Linked DNA regions of Homo sapiens: regions 1 and 3 are each linked to region 2. A link is a loop called in an ENCODE intact Hi-C map of the cell type or tissue named here. Cell type or tissue: Calu3. All regions are shown on one strand.

The links. A loop is a pair of places that touch in the nucleus more often than their neighbours do. Peaks named below come from ENCODE experiments on the same cell type or tissue, not always from the same donor. Only the 100,000 strongest peaks of a DNase experiment are listed, where the experiment ranks them.
Region 1: it touches region 2 in a loop (11-fold over the local background); 3 of 110 quality-filtered maps call a loop at or near these places.
Region 3: a loop joins it to region 2, with 6 times the contacts of the local background. A loop is called at or near these places in 3 of 110 quality-filtered maps.

What each region holds. Positions count from the first base shown.
Region 1 is chr6:22,109,588-22,117,587 of GRCh38, forward strand. It overlaps CASC15 (cancer susceptibility 15), which reads left to right. Exons shown (of 12, transcript NR_015410.2): 9 at 1,160-1,333. Among named protein-coding and RNA genes, the nearest start is that of NBAT1, 34 kb to the right of the region's middle. In Calu3, no CTCF peak of the experiment used is centred here; a DNase peak (open chromatin) is centred at 3,664.
Region 2 is chr6:22,824,330-22,832,329 of GRCh38, forward strand. No RefSeq gene overlaps it. Among named protein-coding and RNA genes, the nearest start is that of LINC03005, 110 kb to the left of the region's middle. In Calu3, a CTCF peak has its summit at 4,317 (motif pointing left); DNase peaks (open chromatin) are centred at 2,892 and 4,202.
Region 3 is chr6:21,751,406-21,759,405 of GRCh38, forward strand. The region is part of intron 2 of CASC15 (cancer susceptibility 15); the gene reads left to right. It overlaps LOC124901274 (a long non-coding RNA gene), which reads left to right and starts at 3,295. Exons shown (of 2, transcript XR_007059492.1): 1 at 3,295-3,411; 2 at 3,523-4,234. In Calu3, no CTCF peak of the experiment used is centred here; DNase peaks (open chromatin) are centred at 3,676 and 6,216.

The sequences.
Region 1 (8,000 bases), 710 kb before region 2:
TGAGACAGGATCTTATGTAAAGTGAGATGCAACCACATAGGAAAGCAAGATCCTTCTGGTGGATCAAAGTGATGCTTGAGGAGAGATTGAGGATGGGGATCAAGAACAAGGTGATTAAAAACAACACAAAACACTTCGGAAGGTTGAGGAGGGATAGGCAGAGGAGGCCGTGTCTTCCTGATCCTCTGGAACCCTGGGGGAGTGCCTTTTGAGGATCTCCAAACCATCTTGGCACAGGTAGTAGAGTTGAAAAGTGGCCTGTTGAAGAAAAAGCCATTCTACTCACGTCTTTTCCAGGTACCTCATATCTTAAAATTGAGCCAGATGTTCTGGAGAGACAGATGATGAAGTGACCTAATAAGTAGGCATCAGCACACCTTGCAGGGTCCTGGTAGCTCTAAGCAAGGAAATCGGTGGCAGAGATTACAGGGTGCCCCTCTCCAAGCTGGAGTCACAGCTGAGTCTGAGCATCAGATAGAGCTGAGATGAGGAGTCTAGTCAGTCGGGGGAGATGGCCACAAGCAGGCATTGTTTGGTGCCTATGACCAGAGGACCATCCCAGACACTTCAGAAACAGTTACAGTGAAGTTAGAAGCCAACATCCACCAGCGACCAGGCAAGATTAGCTGTGCCTTACTCAGACTTCAGCAGCCCACCCAAGAAGGGCAGTGATGAGAGCAGATGTTCTTTTGCCACCACAGCGTTACATACGCTTCCTCTGAGGAGGTGCTAGCATGCCAGAAGGAGGGGGAAGAGAGAAAACAACCCGAAAGACTGAAAATCTGCCCCAAATTGACCATTTTCCAGAGAACCCGAGTGATATTAAATGAACCAGCTTAAAATGTTTGTTTTGTTTTGCATTTTTATCACCAAGGGAGAATGGAGACTTGTGAGCAACATGAAGTTAGTTATGTGACGGGAAACACCATTTTTTAAAAAATTATTTTTTGCACATCTGTATTATAATGAATACATTTCCAATCAGCCACACCAGTGTGTCTTTCTCTCTTTTTAACTTGTGGATGTATAGTGTTCCCATTTGTAATGTATGTATTTGGAGCATTTTATGGTATACAGAACGCTTTCCCATACGCCCTCTCATCTGTTCCTTACCGTAACACAATGAGGTAATGTCAATATTATTATGCTTATGTTTCAGGAAGTTGAAGATTTGTCCAGGAGCAGATAGCTGAAGAGAGAGAGAGAGAAGAGAGAACGGCTTACAGCTCAGGTCCTCTCTCCATGCTTAGGAACCACTACAAATGCTACTGCCTTGAGTCTCATTTTGTTTCCCTCTGGAAACCACATGTGTACCTTGTTTGCAACAGTATGGGTATGGATGTTTTGGTAGTTCTTACACATTTATTTTAAAATTTAAAGAAGTAGTGCCATAAAGCTTTATCAGGATGTATTTAAAATGAAAATAGTCTCTTGTTATCTAGCATGCAACTGATTCTTTCAATTTGGTTTGGTTAGTCAGAATCTTACCAGAAGTCTGTCCAGGTGATAGGTTAGTTGAGAGCATCAAGACCAACCAAAATAAAACAAAAACAATAGCCTATGGCAAACTCATTCTGATCATTTCACATCCTAGAGAAAAGTGCAGAGAAACAAAAATGAGTCAATATTTTATAAATTCAGGGTCAATATTGTATGCAATGTCAATAGTGTATGAGTTCCAAAGGTTTTGTGTCACTATTAAATTAGAAATGATCCATTTTTATTCGACGTATAGTAGATCGGGCCATATAATGGCCAATAAATAAATAAATAAATAAAACCCCCACACCAGAATACAAAGGATAGTGAGGAAACGTATTTTGTACGACAATTGCAAACCACTTATGGGCTTCAATACAAAGTAATAGAGACCATCTCTTCTCTTTGGCTTTCCATTCATTTTTAGCATTAGTGAATTTATGTCCTGTGCTCTTGACCTTGAGCCCTAAGAGGTGTATGTCTTTGCCATGCTTCTGTGGCTACATTTTAGGAGAGTGAGTGTGCATTACATGTCCGTAACCCAGATCTTAGATAGTAGAAGGGTGCTGTTATAATTTGTGGACAGAGGCTGTAATTTGGTGCTCAGGGATTACCTCCTTTGTATATGTTTGCCTACTGCATGCTACCATTTATTGTAAGCTTTTTATTCATGATCTTCATTCTAGTTGAATCTGTGGAGCTATTGGTCATGAGTAGAGAAATAGATCTATAGGGTTTTCTTGAATGGCATTTCTCATTGCTAATGTGTTCTGTGACCAGCCAGGTTTATGGATAAACCCAGTTTTTGTGTTTCTCTGAGAGGTATGCATCAAAGCAGTTTTTTCCTCTTCACTTAGGAATTTTAATTTTCCTTCAGGGTTCAGTGGGCCATTTAGTACCTCCATTATCTCATAAGTTATTCTTACTATTTAAATGACTTTTTTTTTTAGGATGTTAGCATGTTGGCCCTTTTACTTTTATTTTCAAAGTCAGACCAAACAAACCATCAGAGTGCTGTAAATTTACACCTTACATTTGTTTGGAATTCTTTTTATATTAATATTTTTAGAGTCTTCATATGCAAGCAGAAATTTTCCATCCCCTCTCCACTGATCACCATTGAGGACAGGGCATGAGATGGGCAAACCCATGCTTTTGTGTGCCTGTAATGGCTAGCCTCTTTGTTACACACTTTATATTGGTCGTTATCTGATAGAATTCCAACAAATGAAAACATGCCCAAGTTAAAGAAATTAAATCTCCTTATCCATCACCTTAGAAAAATGACAACACAGCATGTATGTAATTTAAAATGACTTGTTGGAATATTTATTGCTAGATTGGGAGAACATTTCTACTGATAAGAAGCTCCTTTGATTTATCAAAGTTTTCCATATTATTTGTTAATTAACTCCATGTCCTTAATATCCACAGCTCATTTTTCCTATGATAATGACTCCATTGTGAAACATATAAATATAATGAAAAATATCCCTACCTGTATTAAAAATTGAGAAACCTCAATTACTTCACACCCATTGTATTTTGTAGTCAGCTCAGGACTGTAGTTACATAACTTCAGTTATTATTGCTGGAGCAACAAGATAAGAGAGTCATTGAAACATTGCAAAAGAGAATGCAGTGGACCAGGGTGGTAATGTTGTCCTTGTAATAAGCCTACTCCTGCCATTGCTGTTAGATGAAGGTTTTCTTTTTCCAAGTGTTATATAATTATATGCAATTATTTTTGTCGTTTGGTTTTCCTATTATCTTTTTCCTCCTCTTTTTGACACGAAAATGATAGTAACTGGAAAATATAAACCAATAAGATTTGAGCTATTTACTATGTTAAAAGAGAATTTGCCAGGTTTCAAATTATTTCCTCATTTGGATCTAGCGTGCAGCACTTACTGATAAGAATTCTCTAACACATGTCTATTTAAAAGTATTAAAAGTATTGTGTACACATTTCAGCAAATTTTGGCAAAAGGGTGTCCTCTGATGGGGAAGTGACTGTTCCTTTCTTTTGCCATTTCCCAGTCTTAAACCCTTGTTTTTACATCAAGCTCCTTTGTTAAGGATTCAACATAAAAGTCTTTGATATTATTGAGTCCATCTCTGACTCATTATTAGCCAACACTTTGTGTCTGGCTGGCAGCTTTTCCGTAAGTGGTAAGGTCAGCCTCATACAGTATTGCACAGCCTTTCCCATTCCTTTTGCGTCAGTGAGAATCAAATGATTCAACAGTGAAAAGCAAACTCTTGGACTGGAATAGCAAGATGACCCATCTCTAAACAAAGCAAACTGACTAGGATTCTCTCATGCTTAACATGCATCTTACTGGTTCTTTATGAAGAGCTTTCTCTTGGTAAGAGTACTCTTTAATATTTGTCTTTACTACAGGTAATCAGGATCTGTAATTCATGATTTCTCTCCTCAGTTAACAAGGCTATGGAATATTTCAAAGCAACTCAGGGTCAGCATGGTATAGTGGAGAAGGCGTTGAGTCAATAGATACGTCTACCATCTGGGTGCTCATTGAGAGAGAGGCCTGTTACCTTCTCTTAGTCTATAACTTCATCTGTAAAATGGAAATAATCTTATCTGCTTCACAAGGTTGATGCAAAAGTGAATATGTATAAAATTACTTGGTAAAATGTAAAACCCTATTCATATATAAGGGACTGCTATCCTTTTAAGAAGCAGAAGTGTTTGCTATCATCATTTGAGAGAAGTTGAGAATACTGGAACCTTTTAAAAATTGCAGCATAATGTCTTGGAGTGATTTGTTAAATATTGGCTTAAACTAGTAGGATTTTCCTTTTTTCTTTTTCTTTTTTTGAGACAAGTTCTCGATCTACACATAGGCTGGAATGCAGTGGTGTTGGTGTGATAAGGGTCAGTGCAGTCTCAACCTCCTGGGCTCAAGTGATCCTCCTGCCTCAGCCTTTTGAGTAGCTGGGACCACAGGTGTGTGCCACTGTACCTGGCTAATTTTTGTAGTTTTTGTAGAGCTGTAGTCTCACCACGTTGCTCAGGCTGGTCTCAAACTCCTCGGTTCAAGTGATCCTCCTGCCTTGGCTTCTCAAGGTGTTAGGATTACAAGCGTGAGCCACCGTGCCCAGCCAACTAATAGGATTTTCAGTAGTCAAATTGTAGCATTTTCCTTAGTCTTTGGCTCTGTAAGATTATCATGTTACATTGGAAAATCTTTCTTTGACCACAAAATTTAAAATGAAACTGGATTTGAGTTAGCTAGTACTCCTTCAGTAAATTGTATGTATTTCCTCTTAAGTAATTTGCTTCTTCCAATTGTTTCATCTTTATCATTCATTCTCTTTCCTCAGTCCTTTATTCGCTGCTGAGGGGAAGCAATGAAGAATTTCCTTTGACTCTGCCCAGTTTTTTATGGACACAAACAAACCATTTTTTTTTTTAAAGAGGCAGGTATTAATTCAAAGGAAATGTAATATATTTTTTAAACCTAGTGGCGGGGGTGCCAGTTAAGGAACTTGTAAGTAAAAGTTGAACTTTGGAGCCAAAACGATTGTTGGGACTCATCATCTTCATAATGAAAGTCTTTGCAATTATAATTTCATTTGGCAAAGATGAAGTTGTACCCTTGGGAGATGCCTTGCCAAATCTTTATCCATAATTCTGAATTGATTCCAGCCAGACTTTGTTATCGGAAAACTACTTCATATCCTTTCCTTATGGTGTGTGCCCTTAACCTCAAGAATTCAGTTTGTGAACACTGAAACTGTTCACAGAAAGTGTTTGGAGAAGAGCGCCCTTTAAAAATTAGTCATTAAGGTATAATGCCATATGGGCTCAAGGGGTGGCAGAGATGCTGAGTGGCTTCTTGTTCGTTAAGACTGAAATATTTATATGAGCAGTAATAATAACAGCATATTTCAGAGTCTGTGTGGTATGAAATTGAGCAGCGATGCAATTAGATAATATTGACAGCCCCTATTGTAATTATGTAAATAGTAGTAAGTTCAGCTCTCCTTTTATCTTTCATTTCCATGTGCACATGTAAGGAGAAGGCTAGAAAATATATAAATGTTGGGCAGGAGTGCTTGGCTATTTATTTATAGGACAGAGTAGCCTGAAGCTTGTGTTCCCCTGAGTTATTTTTTTTTTCTTCGAAATTAAGCAAGTCCAGTGGGTTCCCAGAGGGGACATGCAAATGCTTAGTGTTAAAGCATCCACTTGAGGATCCTGACAACGTCATAGGTCCATTCTGAGTACTTTTCTTTTGGAGTTGTGTGTTGGGATCCTACTTGACTAATACCAATACTTTTTTTTTTTTTTTAACCTTTCAAACAGATAATTTAAAGTTGTTCTCCATAGAGATGTTTTCTATGTCTAGCTGCCTATCAATCTTTCCATCTCAATGCAGAAGTATTTGATTAGTGTATTTAAAGTAATAAAGATGCCAACAGTAGTGTCACCTTGATTGATGCTAATTATAAGTCTTTAATGGTTCCTCTGCTTCGGCCACTGTCTCTGCAGATTGTGATTTTTATGGTTAAAATAGTGCCCTGCTGTCCAAAGGCTTAATCATAAATTCTGGTCTCCCTTTCTTTAATGATTTTGCATGCAGTGGTATAATCCCAGTAACATACATTATCTTCGTTAAAAGCAAGCAGTGACTTTCATAGGGGCGATTAATGCATTTATAAGGAGCTTGAGGAATCCTCGTTGGGATCATAGCAGAGGTTACGATGATTGTGCTTCCTGGGCATTAGAATTAGCAGCAATGTTGCATAGACTGTCTGAAAATAATTGAAGATTTTGATGCAGTCCCTATTTAGCACACTAATGTTGTAAATGAGACTATAACTGCAATGGTAAAAAGGCAGGATTTGTAACCTGAAGATGCTATCAGTATGTGGCTGTCAGACCAGTGAAATGAAAAGCAAGTTAAATTATATGAGGGCTTTCCTTCTTTAGAACAGTCTTAAACAGATTTGGGGTCACTCAGTTTGAAATATCTGTTGATGAAAATATCTCTTATCCTGAAGTTTTTCAGGCTGAATTTTCACAGTGTTAATATATGTTTAGTCTTTAATCTCCTTACTCAAGTCCACAGATACAGTTTTAAATAAGAAGAAATGTGCCTAGTAATACACACATTTATGGGACTTTCAAGGTATGGATAATTTGCTTATGTAAATATATGCCCATATACACTACACATACTAATACTTCTCTGAAATGACATATCTTATTGCAGACAAGCTTGACATAAATTAAATCGATGCTTTGCTATCTTGTAAGAGCAGTTTACTTTCACATCAATTACAATGCATAGCTTCTTGCATGTAGCGGGTATTTTAAAATAGTGCTTTAATGCTCTTATTGAAAAAACCTTGATAATTAAAAAAATTGTTTTTTAAAAGCACATTAATACTGGCATACATTAATATTATTATGTACCTATTTTCTCCTATTTAATTTTACTATATTCTATGCTTACAAACTAAGCTAGATGGAACTATAATAAAATGTTAGGTGTTTATATCATATTGCTTTCCACTAGTTATTCAGTTCTAATGATAATATCATACTATAATATCCTCTGTTAGTGCTAACCACTGACATCTAGACAAAATTGTTAACTTCTAGTAAGGAGAAGATACTTTTAAAATTTTTGAACCATTTACATTTTCAAAGAAGGGAATGCTAAATTGCTTTATAGGAAGGTAGTTATTTCCCAAGTGGTTCCGGCTTATAGGGAGAAACCACAGACCTCAGAAGCCAAGCTTGAAAGAGTATTCCTCTTGAAATAGCATCTATTCCACATTTCTGGGGGTAGCTGTAGTTAATAATTCTGGATGATAAGCAAAAGTCTACCCAATATTTATTTTTTTGGTGGAAATTTGAGGAGATATGCCCAGCTGCATAGTGGTTATTAGAAAATGCCTCAATTTACAAGCCTTATATTGAGAAACTTGTGACATCTACTTTGGGTATTTACAATAATGACTTACTTGCAAAGTCTTTTATTTTGCCATAGTATAGTTTAAGGTGATTGTTTGAAATGTTAATGTTCAGATGTTCTGAGGTGCTCTTTTAGGTAATGGTTATCATCGGTGAGCCATTGGACATCTTTTCACCAGAGTGATAATACGGAAAACATGTACACAGAATGTAACCTCTCCCACAGGGAACGTTTATCTTCTAGAGCGTCACTCAGACATTCTAAACATGGGCAGACCAGAAGGCGGTGTTAGAAAGCTTGCGATGGATGAGGAGGGCTGGGATTAAATGAACTAGGATTGACTGCGGAAGAAGACTGGTATGGGAGCCTATGGGATTATTACTGGGGATCTGTATGGTAATTAATCCCATATGAAGACAATACCTACCCTCCAATCTGTTTGTCTACTCATTCCACCATTGTCGTGCTCTACTGATTATCAATAGTGTCATTAGAAAAACCAGAGAAAGACTCTTCTGTGGGTGTCAACAGTCAGCAGAGGTCTGACTAAGCATTCGAATGACATCTTGT
Region 2 (8,000 bases):
AAAGTAATCCAAATGCCCATCTCCTAACCCACTGAATACTTACCATTAATAATGATTTACTTATAAAGGTCTTCTGTAAAGGGAACAAGGGCTTAGTATGTGGAATGGCAGCTTGATTTTTCTTTTTTTGACATCTGTTAAAAATGAGCTATGATATCATCAATCATATTAACTCTGTGGTATTGTGTTATTCCTTGGGTGTTCTGATTTCATATGACAGCTTTTTCTAGGATTCAAACCATAAACATTTCCTCTAGAGACTGTAATGAGAGGTACAATTATCAACCCAGGGGACTGTACATGATAAAAAATATATATATACCATTTTGCACTCTCTTCCCTAACCCACAAAATTAACTCTTTACCATAATTTTCTACAAATAGAAGAACAAGTAGAACCACTAGAAGCTGAAAAATCTAAAGGTTTAATTGCCAAGAACAATTTGGAACGATAGAAATTTTTTCTAAATGTATATAAAGCATGTAAGAAAATGTGTATTATAGATTTGAGCGGAATATACCAATCTGTAAAGTAGTAACCAAAACTGATAAACATGGAAATTCTATCACTTTATTTAAGAATAATGAAGTATTTTATTGTCAAATTCTAGTAGTATTCTATTTATACAAAAAGGAACATAGAAAATAATTTTGTTTAAAAAGGTGGCATTGATAGGAAAATAGCAGAGTATTTCCTCATATCTAAATTATATATATTTCTTTTTGGATACTCATACACAACCTAATAGTTTGAAACCCAATTCTCAACTAAATGTCAAAGTGGGGGGTGTGTGTGTATGTGTGTGCATTTTAGGCTACTTAATGCTTATTTGTATTATAGACAACAAAATAGCATCAGATGCATTTTGTTGTTGTAATTTATACACTGGATTTTAATGTTGCTGAATGATTTTCAAATTAGCTTACATTAAATAAACTTATGCCTTTTTATTGTTACTCATGTCAAGAATAAGCACTCTAAGAGACTTTACCAAGAGTTTTGTGAAGGAGACTAGCTGGATTTTCATCACTCTCATTTCCTCTTCCTCTTGAGCAAAGTGCAGCCATGCTAGTAATTATGCCCAGCTGTGGGAATGGCTTCTGCCAGTTGAATATATATAAGTGGAAGTGATTTGTGCCGTTTCTAGGCTTGGCCCATAAAAACTTCCCATTTGCAATTCTCTGTGTTATTTTTTCAGTGACTGTAGAAGCTGTGTGTGGAACGCGGTAGAGCCACAGGATGGAAAGGTATCAGCTCCCTAATCATGGAGAAGAGCCATCTGCCAATCAAGAAAACCGATTTTGGACTTTAAGTGAGCAAGTAATAAGCCACTGATGTTTGAGAATTTATTACAGCAGTTAGAGTTACCTTCATAAATACAAATTTGAATTAATTTAGATGTGATTTGGAATTATTATTTTTTAAGTCTACATGCTAACAAATCTATGGAAATGTTGGAATGAAGTTATTTCTTAAGAATTTTCACAAAGTAACTCGAGTTACTAATAATTCCATTTTCTGATAACCTGCTAAACAGCTTTGATATAGGGAATTTGAAAAATTTAAGAATAAAAATAACGAATAAATAAAACAAAGCTCAGGGGCTTCTTTATACTACCAGCTACATCATATCTCCATGATAAAAATATGTTAGAAGAAATTTCAGGCACTTACAGGCTCTCCTTACATATGAACATCAGGATCTCATTGAAACTAACTTATGTGCAGACCACAGTGAGGAACGGACTATCAAAGGAATGATTTTCAATCCTGTATAACCATTGTATCACACTTAACCCCTAGTATAATTAATCTGCTTTGCCTAACTGGGGCTGGTGACCATCAGAGGAGAAGGAAGAAAGAAAAATAAAAAATATTCACATTGACTCCAGTTCCATGTCCCAGTCCACCGTTCTGCTTTTCGTGGAGAAATACACCTTCTTGGACATCTCAAGAAACACTCACAAAATATAGAGATAAATAAAAGCTATAGAAAACAACCTCAGCAAATTTAGGTTTGCATTGTGCAAAAGGTAACAGTGTCATGTTACACTCCCACAATCCTTTTAGGAGCATTCAATATAGAATTATTATAAGTTGTAGATAACTTTTGGAGCAGTGTTAGACCCACGGCCTACCTATATGAGAATGTCCTTCCCTTTTGATGGAGGTTTGTTTCCAGGACTTGTATCCGTACCATGTGACTCCACTCCTGACCACAGTGCATTGGATCAGCTGGGCAAATAAGATTCTCCCTCTAGGAATTTTGGCATATAGATATAGCAACCCCAGTAAGTTTAGACTATTACCAGAGATGATGAAAATTGTCATATCTTAGTACAAAATGGTGTCATTCTTCAGAGAAAAATTATTCAGACCTAAAGATGAGAGAGCCTGAGCAAGTTAAGGAGAAGGAGGAAGAAAGAAAGAGAGAGACAGAAACAGGGACAGAGACTGAGGATGAATATTATGAGAGAGAGCCTAGATTACTAGTCGCTTTCCATTTCCTGGTTCTAAACCCACTGCTGAAATATGTTTAGCTTCTGGATTCACCCAGAATAAAAGTGCAAATGAATTGCACATTCAAAGCTCCCTCTTATGGACCAGTTCTGGCTAATATTAAATTACATCTTTAATGGGCCTTCCTCCTTCAACCCTACATTCCCAACATTCATAATTTTTTCCTCTGCTTTAGTAATTTTTCAACAAGTCATTTCCTACTTATCTGTAAAGATCTGGATCAAATATCACCTCCTCTGTGAAGTTTTATCAAATTCTGTTAGGCAAAGTTAGTCATTGCTGCACCTGTGTTTTCACAGTACTTTCCACATTCCCGAATTATAACTATTTGCTTATGAAACTCCCATCCATCAAACTAGAAGGACTTGTGGGTTCTTGAATCTCCAGCATCTAGCAGTTTCTGGCACACAGTGGGCTCTCAATAAATGTTTATTAAGTGAATGAATCGATGCAGCAATTACTTCCTCTATGATGTTTTAAAACAACAAGACACTCCCAAAATCCTGTGTCTGTCCTCAATCTTTTGAAGGGAACTTTCCCTTTATAAGCAACTATTAGCTTTCTTGCTCTCCATCCATACTTCTCTTGAGGCAGGCTCATTCTAGAACACTTACTATTCTATAACTCATATATTTTTCATAAGAAGTGACTCAATCCTGCTTATAGCTAGGGTTCATTAGCAAATGAGGCTTTCACACTGCAAATATCACTCCTAGAGTGAGTTTACACTTAGAGAAGACATACAGAAAAATTAATTGAAGAGCTTCAGAAATTACTATAATTTGGATTTATTCACAGGAGTTAGCCTACTTTACTGTTCAACGTAGAAAGATATGTTAGTTATACCATGAAACATCAAACTGATTTGAAGAAAAGTATAAATTATAATACAGAATTTTTTAAAGGCCTAAATAAGCCTATAGCATATCAGAGCAGCAAGTGAAACGACTCAGATATCCTAAGTCTCAGCAATGCTCTTTATCACTTTGGAATCCAAATTTCCAGTTTCACTATTGTGATTTCAGAGGGTAGCTACATAACTAAAACTCATATGCAGCACATGTAGCTACAGGGCTTCTGCTGTCTTCTTGTTTCAAAGAGGCATGAGCTGTTGGCTCACCAGATTTTTAAATATCTATTGAGGGAAACAGAGAAACAAAGCAAAGGGATTTTTTTTAACTGCATGTATATGTGTGTCTGTCTGTTTCTCTACTGTGTGGGTGTGTGTATGTATGCAAAATTATATGACATTATATACAAGTATATATCCACAATAATATATATGTATGTGTATGTATATGTGTATATGTATATAAGTCTGAAAGTGTTTTTTTTTATTTTTTCCTCCAACCCTTCATAAGGTGAAGTTTCATCAAATCACATCATGTGACTCTCCAGGAACCTCACTGAACGGGTCTGACTCATCGTCTGGGAATTTTAAATAGGCATGTGCTTCCATGAGAGTTAATACTTAAAAATACACGTACACACAAACTGGCAGTGAAAGAGAGAAAAAAAAAAACAAAACAAGTGAAACTTTTGCTTGGCACAAACGCTCAGGTCAGACACTGGCCACTCAATATTTCACAGTTAATTACCAGGTGGAGTTACCTTTAGAGTGAAGGTGGTGGCTCCGTGCTCAGGGGGCAGAGGCAGTAAATCTATATTTATATCATTAAGTCAGCCAGGTTGGATTAAGCAGTGAAAGGGACTGCCCCTGAAATCGCTGACCCTGATTCCCCTCTGTGATATAAAATTTTCCTGAGAACCGAGGGCTGTGTCTGCCCACTAGTGGTCAGGTGGCAGAGCTGGTGGGACCCAGACATTCCCTAGAGGATTTTATGCCAAGTTCTATCTGGATCAGTTGGGAATTGGCCCTGGCCACCCAGTCTGCTTTTTAAAAAGCATTTCGAGATCTATCAACTCAGCCCCATGAGATAAGTCAGTAAGAATAACACAGGCTATGTCAATCTTGAGGGAAGGTTTCTGTTTGCGATAGTTACCTTAAACTCTTATTAATGACGAGTAACTGCACTAGGAACTAACATTTCTAATCTATTACCAAAAGATCACCTGAGTCAGTAACACTCAGTAAAGACTAATCACTTTTTTCTTTCTCTTCCCAGACCTTCATAGAATACCACAACGACGTTTTTCTATTTGAAAACTACGAAATGTTCTTCCATTGTTAAAAGAATTAATTTGGAAAACTTTAAGTTAGAATTAAAAGTCTTTTACTCAATTGGCCCCAAACTATAATTTCCTCTTTATCTTTATTAAGTTCCTAAATGAAATCTGTATTCTAGCTAAACTCAAACACTATTGTTAGCTGACTTTTCAGTTTTTCCTCCATGCTTTACTCATGACTGCCTACTTGAAGCACTCACCATGTTCTAATACCTACCCACCTACCTACTTACCTATACAAATATTACCCTTGATTCAAAGCCAAATCCTACATCATCAAACTCTGAAATGCCTGAGATTAGCATGTACTAAGTATATGAAACTTCCTATAGCCTCCTTTCATTGCCATATTTGTATCTCAAGCAATAACTTAGATATATGTCATCTCTACAGGAATTATGTCATATACTCCTTTTAACCCTTATAATGTCCGGTAAAGTTTTTTGTTGTTGTTGTTGTTTTTATTTGTTTCTGGTTTTTACCTTGGAAAAGGGTGTCCACAAATATTTGTTGAAAGTAAAACACAGAGATAAATCTGTGATTAAATTTATCAGTCAAGACTCAAATCCAACACAGTTTTATTGTGGTCCAACGTAATAGCACCAATAACAAAGCTACCCCTCCATGGGTTTAGTTTTCTCTATAACTCCTAGGAACATTAATCTTGCATTGTGGGTAGAAAAAGGCTGTTGGGTGGCGTATTGACTCCCTGATAAAGTATAAATTTTCTTCAACCTTCACATGAGTGTTAGACTTCATGATATGCAGATTTTCTCAATTTTAGCACATTTTAAAATAAAAACTGTTTGTATGAAATACCATTGGAAAACTTAAATAAGTTTTAAGGAAATTCAAATCCATGAGCTCATCCTTTTCTTTCACCACTTCTTTGTCCAGTGACATTAGGAACAACCAGACCATCTCATTATATTCACTAGTTTTCAAAAAATGTTCAGTAGCATCATACATAAAGTTACTGAGTTCCTTGATTCTTTTAAGTGAGTGATTAAGAAGATCCAAAGCAGATATTTTGTGTATCTCTGTTACCAATTCATGCTATGGACTATCAATTCTCTCCTTACTACTGAAAATAGAGACATGAGCATCTTTAAATGTAAACATATTAGACAGCCAATTCTGGAAACGCTAGAACCAATTCCGAAAATGATTCCTGAAATTCTCTTCCTCTAGAATCACTCTTGGTATTAAAATGTCTGTATTTGTTAGGGTTCTCCAGAGAAACAGCCAATAGGAGATATATATGTGTGTGTGTGTGTGTGTGTGTGTGTGTGTGTGTGTGTGTGTGACAGAGAGAGAGAGAGAGAGAGAGAGAGAGAGAGAGAAAGAGAAAGATTAGAATTAGTTTTCTTGATTATGTAGTCTGAGACGTACCATGATCTGGCATCTGCAAGTTATAGATCTAGGAGAGTCAATGGCATAGTTTTAGTCCAAGGCTGAAGACCTGAATGCCTGAAAACCGAGAGACAGTCCTAATCCAACAGCAGGAGAAGACTGATGTTTCAGCTCAAGCAATTGTGCAGAGAAAGCAAATTCTCCCTTCCTCTCCCTTTTTGTTCTATTCAAGCCCTCAACAAGTTAGATCAGGCCCACCCACACATTGTGCTTTACTCAGTTTAACATATTCGAGTGTTAATCTAATCCAGCAACATTCTCATGGACACACCCAGAAGTAATATTTAACCAAGTATCAGGCATCTAGTGATGCAGTCAGGATGACAAATAAATTAGCCAGCAAAAATATCATATCTGTTATAAATATTTAAAATTCGGTATTTTTTCTTCTAATTTATAACTCTTCAATTCTCTAAACACTTTATACCTCAAATATTGATAGAAAAAATGCTTTAGTTTACTCATATGGTTGTTAAAATTGTTTTAAACTTGTTTTTATATTTATCATTAGTCTCATTTTTATAATTGTTTGATATAAATAACCCATCAACTTTTTCTGTTCTAATAGTTTTCTTTCCTAGTGTAAAGAAAGTTATAACTCATCAACTAGCAAAGAAAAACATTTCAAAAGAATTTTGCCTTTCTCTTCAGATTTTCTCATCAAAATGACTTTATTCTCTCACAAGTATAACAAAAGTTATGCTCAGAAAACTTCTAGTGTAATTTCACTCACTTGTTTTCTTTACTTCCTCCTCCATTTTTTCTTTCCTTCCTTCTTTTCCTCCCGTCCTCCTTTACTTCCTTTTCTTCCTTCCTTCCTTCCTCCCTCCCTCCCAACCTCCTTCCTTCCTTCCTTCCACCATCCTTCCCTCCCTCCTTCCTTCCTTTCTTTTCTTGTTTCTTTCTTTTTTTTATTTAATTATCTCACTATGCAGCTCTTCCTTCCTCTTAAAATCAATTTACTCCCAGTCCAGCCATTATGATTTGCCTTAAAAAGTTTCCCAAACAATCCCACCAGATCCAAGATTTCTTGTCAGCTTCTTCAGCAACTATCAATTAACAGAATTTAAAGTCTCAAAATCCAAACTTGGAACAAAAGAATAAAACAATTCTTTAAGTTTAATTATACTGTCCCAAATAAATTCAATAGAAAATATATCAGAAGGGAAAAAGTAATTAAATGATCAAGATAGAAGCTGTCAAAAATAGCCATTATACTTTCTAATCTCTTTTCTCCAAAATATCATCAGAAATCATACTTCAGACATATGAGTGAAGATATCTGACCAGGGGTTCTGGTAGAGAACAGTTGACAATGTAATATGTATGCCAATATTATTTTGCTATTTAACTCTTTGAAAAATTCATCGTTTTGTCATTATAAAAGAGTGTTATAAAAAATTCTAATTTCTTTCTTTATTCAAAAAACAGTTATTAAGCATCTTGCTCATTTCAGGCCACGTGGGAAGCATTGATAGAAATGTAGAATGGATGCTATGGAATATATGTCATCAGTTACAGCTTTGGTTCTTTATAGACTGAGGGATGCTTTATGTAGATCTTTGCTATGGTACCGACTAGACTGATTCAGATAGCCAGCTACTACATAGATTATTTTCCAAATCATTACAGTCTATCTACCTACTCCTTAGATCAGTTGTTCATGGAAATATGGTACAGTCATTGAGAAAACCAAAGACACAAATAATTGATATGTAAATTGTCGTTTATCATTGGTTTGTGTGTCATTCATTATGCCCTCTTAGAAAGAAGACAAAGTTACTTAGGAGAAAATAAAAACAAGAAGATATAAAACAGAAATAATATTTTTAAAAAGCATAAAGATATTTTATGATGCAAAGGCATTAAAAATCAAATC
Region 3 (8,000 bases), 1.1 Mb before region 2:
ATTTCGCCATATATGTGTCCCTAACTAATAATTGCTTTATTTTGCATGTTTTAAAGCTTCAAATACATGAAACTGTACTGTGTTTCTTCTATCGCCTTTTTAAAAATTAACGTTATATGTTTTGTGATGTGCGCAACTTTATACATTTATTTTCATTGCTGTATAGTACTACTGTGTATGAATGTACCTCAGTTTATCCATTTCCTGTCAGTGTACTTGTGGGTTTTGTTTTGTAGCAGATTCTGTCAGTTCCTCACCCACGTCTTTTAGCTGTTTCGTGATGCACTCATCAACCTCCAGATGCATTATCTGCATCTGTGTCTAAGCGCTCTCCTCTCCATCCCAACTACAGAAAGCCTTGCACATCACAGAAAGCCAGGAGTGCCCCTGGGGGCAGGTCTCAACCAATGACTCTGGGGAGTTGGGGTGTAAATACCGCAGCTCCCTTGGATAATTGCAGTTCCCCTAGTTTCTCTATGAGACGATGCCCCAGTGACTCACACAGTAGTTGGTTTAATGGTACACCGTTTATTGGCTGCCTTTTCTTCCCTGTCTTACTCCCCCATACCCCTACCAGTTTTTTTTGTTTATTTTTTTCTTCTAAATAAACTTAATTTTTGTCTTAGGGTCTGCTTCTGAGAGGAGCTAAACTAAGTCAAGTAGTTTGCAGTTTGGGTCATTGCAAATAATACTGCTGTGGACATTCTTGTATCCTGGTACACAGAGCAACTGGTACACAGTTTTTCTGGGATATATTCCCAAGGAGAATAACTGGATTACAGGGCATGCATATATTCCACTTCCTGAGTTGGTGCAGGCTTGTTTTTCAAGGTGGTTGGGACAAACATTCATGAGTAATGAGTAAAATATTCCTATCATTCAACACCATTGCAAACTTACCTTTGGTATTGTGTTTAGCATAGTTTCTTTTAATTTGTATTTCTGGATACTTAATGAGATTGTACATCTTTACATATATTATTGGCCATTTCTATGCAAATGAATATTTGCATTTGTCACTTCTTCTATGGTCTGTATTTTTTTTTTTTTTTTTTGAGATGAGGTCTCACTATGTTGCCCAGGATGGTCTGTTCTTGGGCTCAAGTGATCCTCCTGCCTTAGCCTTCTTAGTAGCTGGGACCACAGGCATGTGCCATTGTGTCTGGCTGTAATTTGCTTTTTTGTAGGAGCTCTTTATAAATTCTAGGTAGTAGCATTTTATGTGTCTTTTAGACATTCTCTCCAAGTTTGTGGCTTGTCAGCTCCCTTTCTTTATGAGTCATTTTTAATGAACAAACATGAAGTCAAAGCACTTAGTTTTTTTTTTTTTGAGACGGAGTCCCTCTCTGTCACCTAGGCTGGAGTGCAATGGTGCGATCTCGGCTCACTGCAACCTCCGCCTCCTGGGTTCAAGTGATTCTCCTGCCTCAGCCTCCTGAGTAGCTGGGATTATAGGTGCCTGCCACTATGCCCAGCTAATTTTTGTATTTTTAGTAGAGATGGGGTTTCACCATGTTAGTCAGGGTGGTCTTGAACTCCTGACCTCAGGTGATCCACCCGCCTCTGCCTCCCAAAGTGTTGGGATTACAGGCGTGAGCCACCACGCCCGGCACAGCACTTAGTCTTTCACAATTAAATGTGATGCTACTTGTAAGTTTTTTAGCAGTCCTTTTAACTGTAATGTTTGGATCATTTGCATTTAATGCAATTATCCAGATGGTTGGGTTTGAAATCCATTATTTTATTATTTCCTTTCTTTTTGAGAAGTGCTGGGATTACAGGTGTGAGCCACCATGCTTAGCCTATTTTATTATTTCTTTTCTCTTTTCTTTCTCCCACACACTCCTCCTCCTCCTGTTGCATTTAATACTTCATACACAGAAGCAGAACTCCAGTACATTTACATGTTAGCAGTGTTTTGTCCTGTGGACAAGGAGAGGATTCCTTCCTATATTGGAATTGCCAGCTGTGTAGTAGATAACTGGAATAAAGTGTTTCTGATGGAATGTGTTTGGATATCACTCATGTAGGAAAAGCATAGGAGCGTGCGTTTGTAATTCTGAACACATTCAGTGGGTGGCTTTGTTTGCTAATAAGGTGGTTCTTGAAATGCCACAGAAGTGGACAAATATGTTAGAAAGTCTGAAATACTTGAACATGATACCTACCTTTGAGGACTAAGTGAGACAAGTGATGAGTCGAGGCGATATCAAGGCGATAGGGGAACATCTGTGGTAGCTCACTGGGCCTATGATCGCATTCTTCTCAGGTCAGAAGTCCCATGCGAGAGACCCAAAGCCACAGCTCGCTTCATTCCTCTGACGAAGGCAAGCTTGCTGCTCAGCTCTCCTACGTTAATCTGCCAATAAGTTCTGCAAAACTCACTTGGTTTTTTAAAAAACTAATTGAACTCACACGAAAGCTTTATCAGTCAACCCTTAAGTCTTGCTGCCTTAAACAGATCAGTGTAAAAGGAGTTTTTGTAATGTTTATAGAATGAGGTTGTGTGAGGTCACTGAAATGGTGTTTGTTTTTCTTGCAGCTATTTCAGTGGCAGTTATACAAAGCTTGATATGCTTTGTTTGGGAATGTGTGATACTGTAAGCATGCCATTTTTGGTCTGTGCTAACTGAAGCAACATTTTACCCTGTGTGTAGATAGTGTGGTGTATAATCATTCCTGTGATTTTAATAACAGAATTATAATATGTGAGACCTCAAATGGGTGTTAGACATCATCCAACTTCCTCACCACAGAAAAATATATAGGCAGGAAGAAATTTTAAAAACTCGTTTCATCATGCCAGCTAGGAAATTTTGGTAGATTATGTAAAATAGAGATTCACCCACAAAATGTAATAGTAAAGTTTCAAGAATGAGAATGGCAGACGAAGTTTTAGGAGAATGTCTGTTGCTCAAGTGAGGCATTCAGTAGAAAGTAGTGGAAAATTGGTTGGGGGTCATACATCTAAGCTTAGGAGCATTATATGCAATCTTACAATATTCTCAAGGCCAAATCTCATGCATATCTTTATGCAGCCCCTGTCAGAGACTGCGTTTAAGAAAGAAGATACTTTAAAAAAATGGTTAAAATGGTTTTTTTTTTTTTTTTTTGGAGACAGAATCTCGAAGTCTTGGAGTCTCACTCTGTTGCCCAGGCTGGAGTACAGTGGCGTAATCTTGGATCACTGCAACCTCTGCCTCCCGGGTTCAAGTGATTCTTCTACCTCAGCCTCCTAAGTAGCTGGGATTACAGGTGTGTTCCACTACGTCTAGCTAATTCTTGTATTTTTAGTATTGACAGGGTTTCACTATGTTTGTCAGGCTAGTCGTGAACTCCTGACCTTGTGATCCGCCAGGCCTCCCAAAGTGCTGGGATTACAGACATGAGCCACCACACCCGGCCAAAATGGTAAATTTTTATGTTATGTATATTTTGCTACAATTAAACAAAAGCAAATGCAAATAAAGACAAAGGAGGCTGTGGATTTTCACCATTTTTTTTCTTGTTTTTTGTGTAAAGGGGAAGGCAGTTACCAACCCCTGTGGACAGGAATCGCTTTTGAAGGTAGGGCTGAGGTGATCATCAACCAAGTTGTAAAGATCAAAACTGACCAGCCTGCCGGAGACTACCTAACCCTGTTCCTGTTTCTGCCGTATCAAGTGAGGACTTTCTGTTCCCTCTGGCGATGCTACTCTGTGTGACTCATGATTCCACGTAGGCTTGAAGGAATGGTCTTTATTCAGTGCCTGTTAGGTGTGAAGCAAGGTATTAGAAATTGTATATACATTATCACATTGATGTATCACAATCATCTGCTGGAGGTGGTATTATCCCTAATTTTTAGACAAAAAAAGTGAGATTCTGAGAGGGAAAGTGTAGTCTCCAAGCTCACACGTGTAGCAGTTCAGAGAATTCAAACCCAGATCTCTGTTTTTGAACTCCTTGACCTTGTCTTTATAATGTCATTGCCTCAAATTTTGTATCCACCCAAGCTAAATGGAAGGAAGAATTTAGTACCTTAGACTTGGTATATTGTTTTTCAGGGGAAATAAGTATAAGAAATAGGATTTCGTTTGGCATGGAGTATTTCATTCATATATGAGATTTTTAGTGGGAACCCACTTGGTGCTAGACGTTGTTTGTAGGCATTGGTGAGCCATATCTCTGTGCAAGACAGGCGTAGTCCTTGCTCTCAGGGAATAATAAATTATGCCATAGCTGTGTAAACCCACTTCGTCTGCATGCAGAAATTTATTTGAAACTGAATTAAGGACAACAATCAAGCTTTTAACTATTTCTCTGTTACTTTCATCACCATCAGCTGTGGTCCGGTTTAGCGGAAGCAAAATAGACAAATTCAGTAAAATGTCTTTCTGTGGAGAACTCCCAAAATGAATACGCTGAGCCGGGCACGGTGGCTCATGCCTGTATTCCCAGCACTTTGGGAGGCCGAAGCCGGCTGATCACGAGGTCAGCAGTTCGAGACCAGCCTGGCCAACATGGTGAAACCCCATCTCTACTAAAAATACAAAAATTAGCCAGGTGTGGTGGCACGCACCTGTAATCCCAGCTACTCGGAAGGCTGGGGCAGGAGAATCTCTTGAACCCGGGAGGCAGAGGTTGCAGTGAACTGAGATCGTGCCACTGAACTCCAGCCTGGGCGACAGGGTGAGACTCCGTCTCAAAAAATAAATAAATAAAAATAAAAATAAATACACTGAGTCTCATGATCTGAGAGAGTTAATGTTCTGTAAAGTTGCTGTGAACACTGAATTAGCAAATACTGAACCATTGCTCCTAGGGAAAATACAGGGTTAGGTTCCTGAGAGCCTCTGGCTGCAAGATTTTCATCAATGAACACATATGCTTATTTTATGTGTTTTATTTAGCATGTATTTTATTTAATATGTTTTATTTGTATTTTAAAATATATTTACATTTAGATTTGATACATATATTTAATATATGTGTAATTTAATGTATATTATTGGTTCATTAACATTAAACTCATGGCTAATAGTGCTACAACTCATGCCTAAGTGAAGCTTAGCAAACACGTGCCTTTTCTCTGCAAGGTACATCACAGACTTCTTGCGCTTAGTAACACTAGATATTAATAGCATTTCAGCCCTCCATCTGGGGGGCATTGCAAACAGTGAAATCACCAACAAAAAGCATAAAAATGCAAAGAACATGGCATTAAAAATGACACTTGTTTACATGATTGAAGCTGAAACAAGAAGGCAGCGTGTCACCTTGTTCAGCGTCAGCTGGGAATGTGTGTTGGGCAACTTAGAACTTTCACTGCTCTGTGCATGTTTGAGAAAGCAGGAAAGCACCATGCATATTGATTTTGGGGTTACACGTAAATTTCTGCAAGTTAGGTGAATTTGCAAATACAGAATCTGTAAACAGTAAGGTTTGACTCTATTAATGTCAATAATAAAACATAATGAGAAAAATATGAGATATTGCAATACACAGAATTCAAATAGGGCAATGGGAAGGTGCCTGGGGCGGGTGCTACAGATTGGGAGGTCAGCTGAGGTGTCTCTGAAGAGGTTTCATCTAAACTGAGATCTGGATTACAAGGAGGAGCCTGTCCTGTGAAGATCAGGGGGAAGGGCATTTGAGGTGGGAGTGAGTACAGGCAGGGCAAAGGCTCCAAGACAGAATGAGTTTGGTGTGAGGAAACCCAAAGAGACCACTGTGGCTGCCAGAAATGGAGAGCTTTGGAGGCAAGTACAGGCCTGGTCACTAGGGCCTTGTCGGCTGGAGTGGGGGTAAGGATTTGTGCTCAGTGAGTGATTCTTGCTATATTTCTCCGTAAATGTTGCGGCATTTTTTTCATTTTCCCTGCCACACTTCCTAAGTGGAGGTGTTGCTTTTTACTTCTTTGCTCTTTTTTGGTGTCCTAGACACAGTAGCCCCTATATGTGCTGAGTGACACCAAGCTTTCGGCTTCTGGTGCTGTAACCTTTCCTTCCTTCTGTGACCATTGTGAATGAGGATGGAGTATGAATGGGTGATATCATGAGAGAGAGTCTGCATTGTATTGTATTGGTGTGGTGGGGGTGCTGAGGGGTAGGGAAGCAGGAAGAGGCAATGTGTACAGGAATAAAAGTTACTTAAATGCTCCAGGTCTGAGTTTTCTTAGTTGATGATTAGCTATGTCTATCAGGAAACAAAGGGTCGTCACCCAGGCTGGAGTGCAATGGCGCAATCTCGGCTCACTGCAACCTCCGCCTCCCAGGTGATTCTCCTGCGTCAGCCTCCCGAGTAGCTGGGATTACAGGCGCATGCCACCGCACCCGGCTAATTTTTTTGTATTTTTAGTAGAGACAGGGTTTCACCCTGTTGACCAGGCTGGTCTCGAACTCCTGACCTCAGGTGATCCACTCACCTCGGCCTCCCAAAGTGCCGGAATTACAGGCATGAGCCACTGTGCCCGTCCTGGTCCTTGATAATTCTTTTCTTTTTTTTTTTTTTTGAGACGGAGTCTCACTCTGTTGCCCAGGCTGGAGTGCAGTGGCACAGTCTTGGCTCACTGCAAGCTCCGCCTCCCGGGTTCACGCTATTATCCTGCCTCAGCCTCCTGCGTAGCTGGGACTACAGGCGCCCGCCACCATGCCCGGCTAATTTTTTTGTTTTTTTGTTTTTTTTTTTTTAGTAGAGATAGGGTTTCACCTTGTTAGCCAAGATGGTCTCGATCTCCTGACCTCGTGATCCGCCCACCTCGGCCTCCCAAAGTGCTGGGATTACAGGCGTGAGCCACCGCGCCCGGCAATTCTATTTTTTTTTTTTTTTTTTTTTTTTAAGACGGAGTCTCATTCTGTCGCCCAGGCTGGAGTGTAGTGGCGCAATCTCGGCTCACGGCAAGCTCCTCCCGGGTTCACGCCATTCCACTGCCTCAGTCTCCCAGGTAGCTGGGACTACAGGCGCCCACCACCACGCCCGGCTAATTTTTTTGTATTTTTTTTTTAGGAGAGACGGGGTTTCACCGTGTTAGCCAGGATGGTCTCAATCTCCTGACCTCGTGATCCGCCCACCTCGGCCTCCCAAAGTGCTGGGATTACAGGCGTGAGCCACCATGCCTGGTCCTATATTCCTTTTCATTCCTGTCGAGGTAAGCTTTTAGTAAATGGATTTCATTCCACCCTTTCCTTCTGGTAAGAAGCAAGGACTGAGGATGATAGAACTTGTAAATGTTTGAATTTCATAGTACACGGTTTATGTGTTGGATTTGTCAGGTGTCCTTCAGCGTTATTTGGTGAAGGTGGGCAAATTAAATTTGCCTTTTTCAATATCCTCTGAATTTTTAATGAGCTGCTATATGTCTTGTCACTTTTTCTGCCCATAGCTATTGTTTTCAGCATAACTGTGTTCTGTAATTCTTTTTTCTCTGCAATAGTAATTTATTTATTTTACTTTTCAAGATGGCTTCCATTTGTGTTATGCAAGTTTTAGATTTTGTACAATATAGAGTGTATAAGACACCTTTTTTTTTTTTTTAAACTGAAGAGCTATGGAATCTAGTATACCCAGTGATATAGCTATGACACATTTATCTAAGAAGGAATATGTTACCACAAAGACAGTTTCTTTCTTTTGGAGAAATTTTCAAATGCATCAGTGCTTTAAAAAAATCACCATTTTGGTATCCATATGTGAGGGTGAGTGATTTTTTCAGAGAGAAAAAATGTGTTCCAAATAGATATCAGTTGATTTCTTTAATCGTAAGTTTTATATTAATGCGTCTTTTTTTTTTTTTTTTTTTTTTTTTTTTGAGACGGCCAGGCCAGAGTGCAATGCCGCGATCTTGGCTCACTGCAACCTCCGCCTCCCGTGTTAAAGAGATTCTCCTGTCTCAGCCTCCTGAGTAGCTGGGGTTACAGGCATGCGCCACCACGCCCGGCTAATTTTGTATTTTTAGTAGAGACAGGGTTTCTCCATGTTGGTCATGCTGGTCTCGAACTCCCAACCTCAGGTGATCCGCT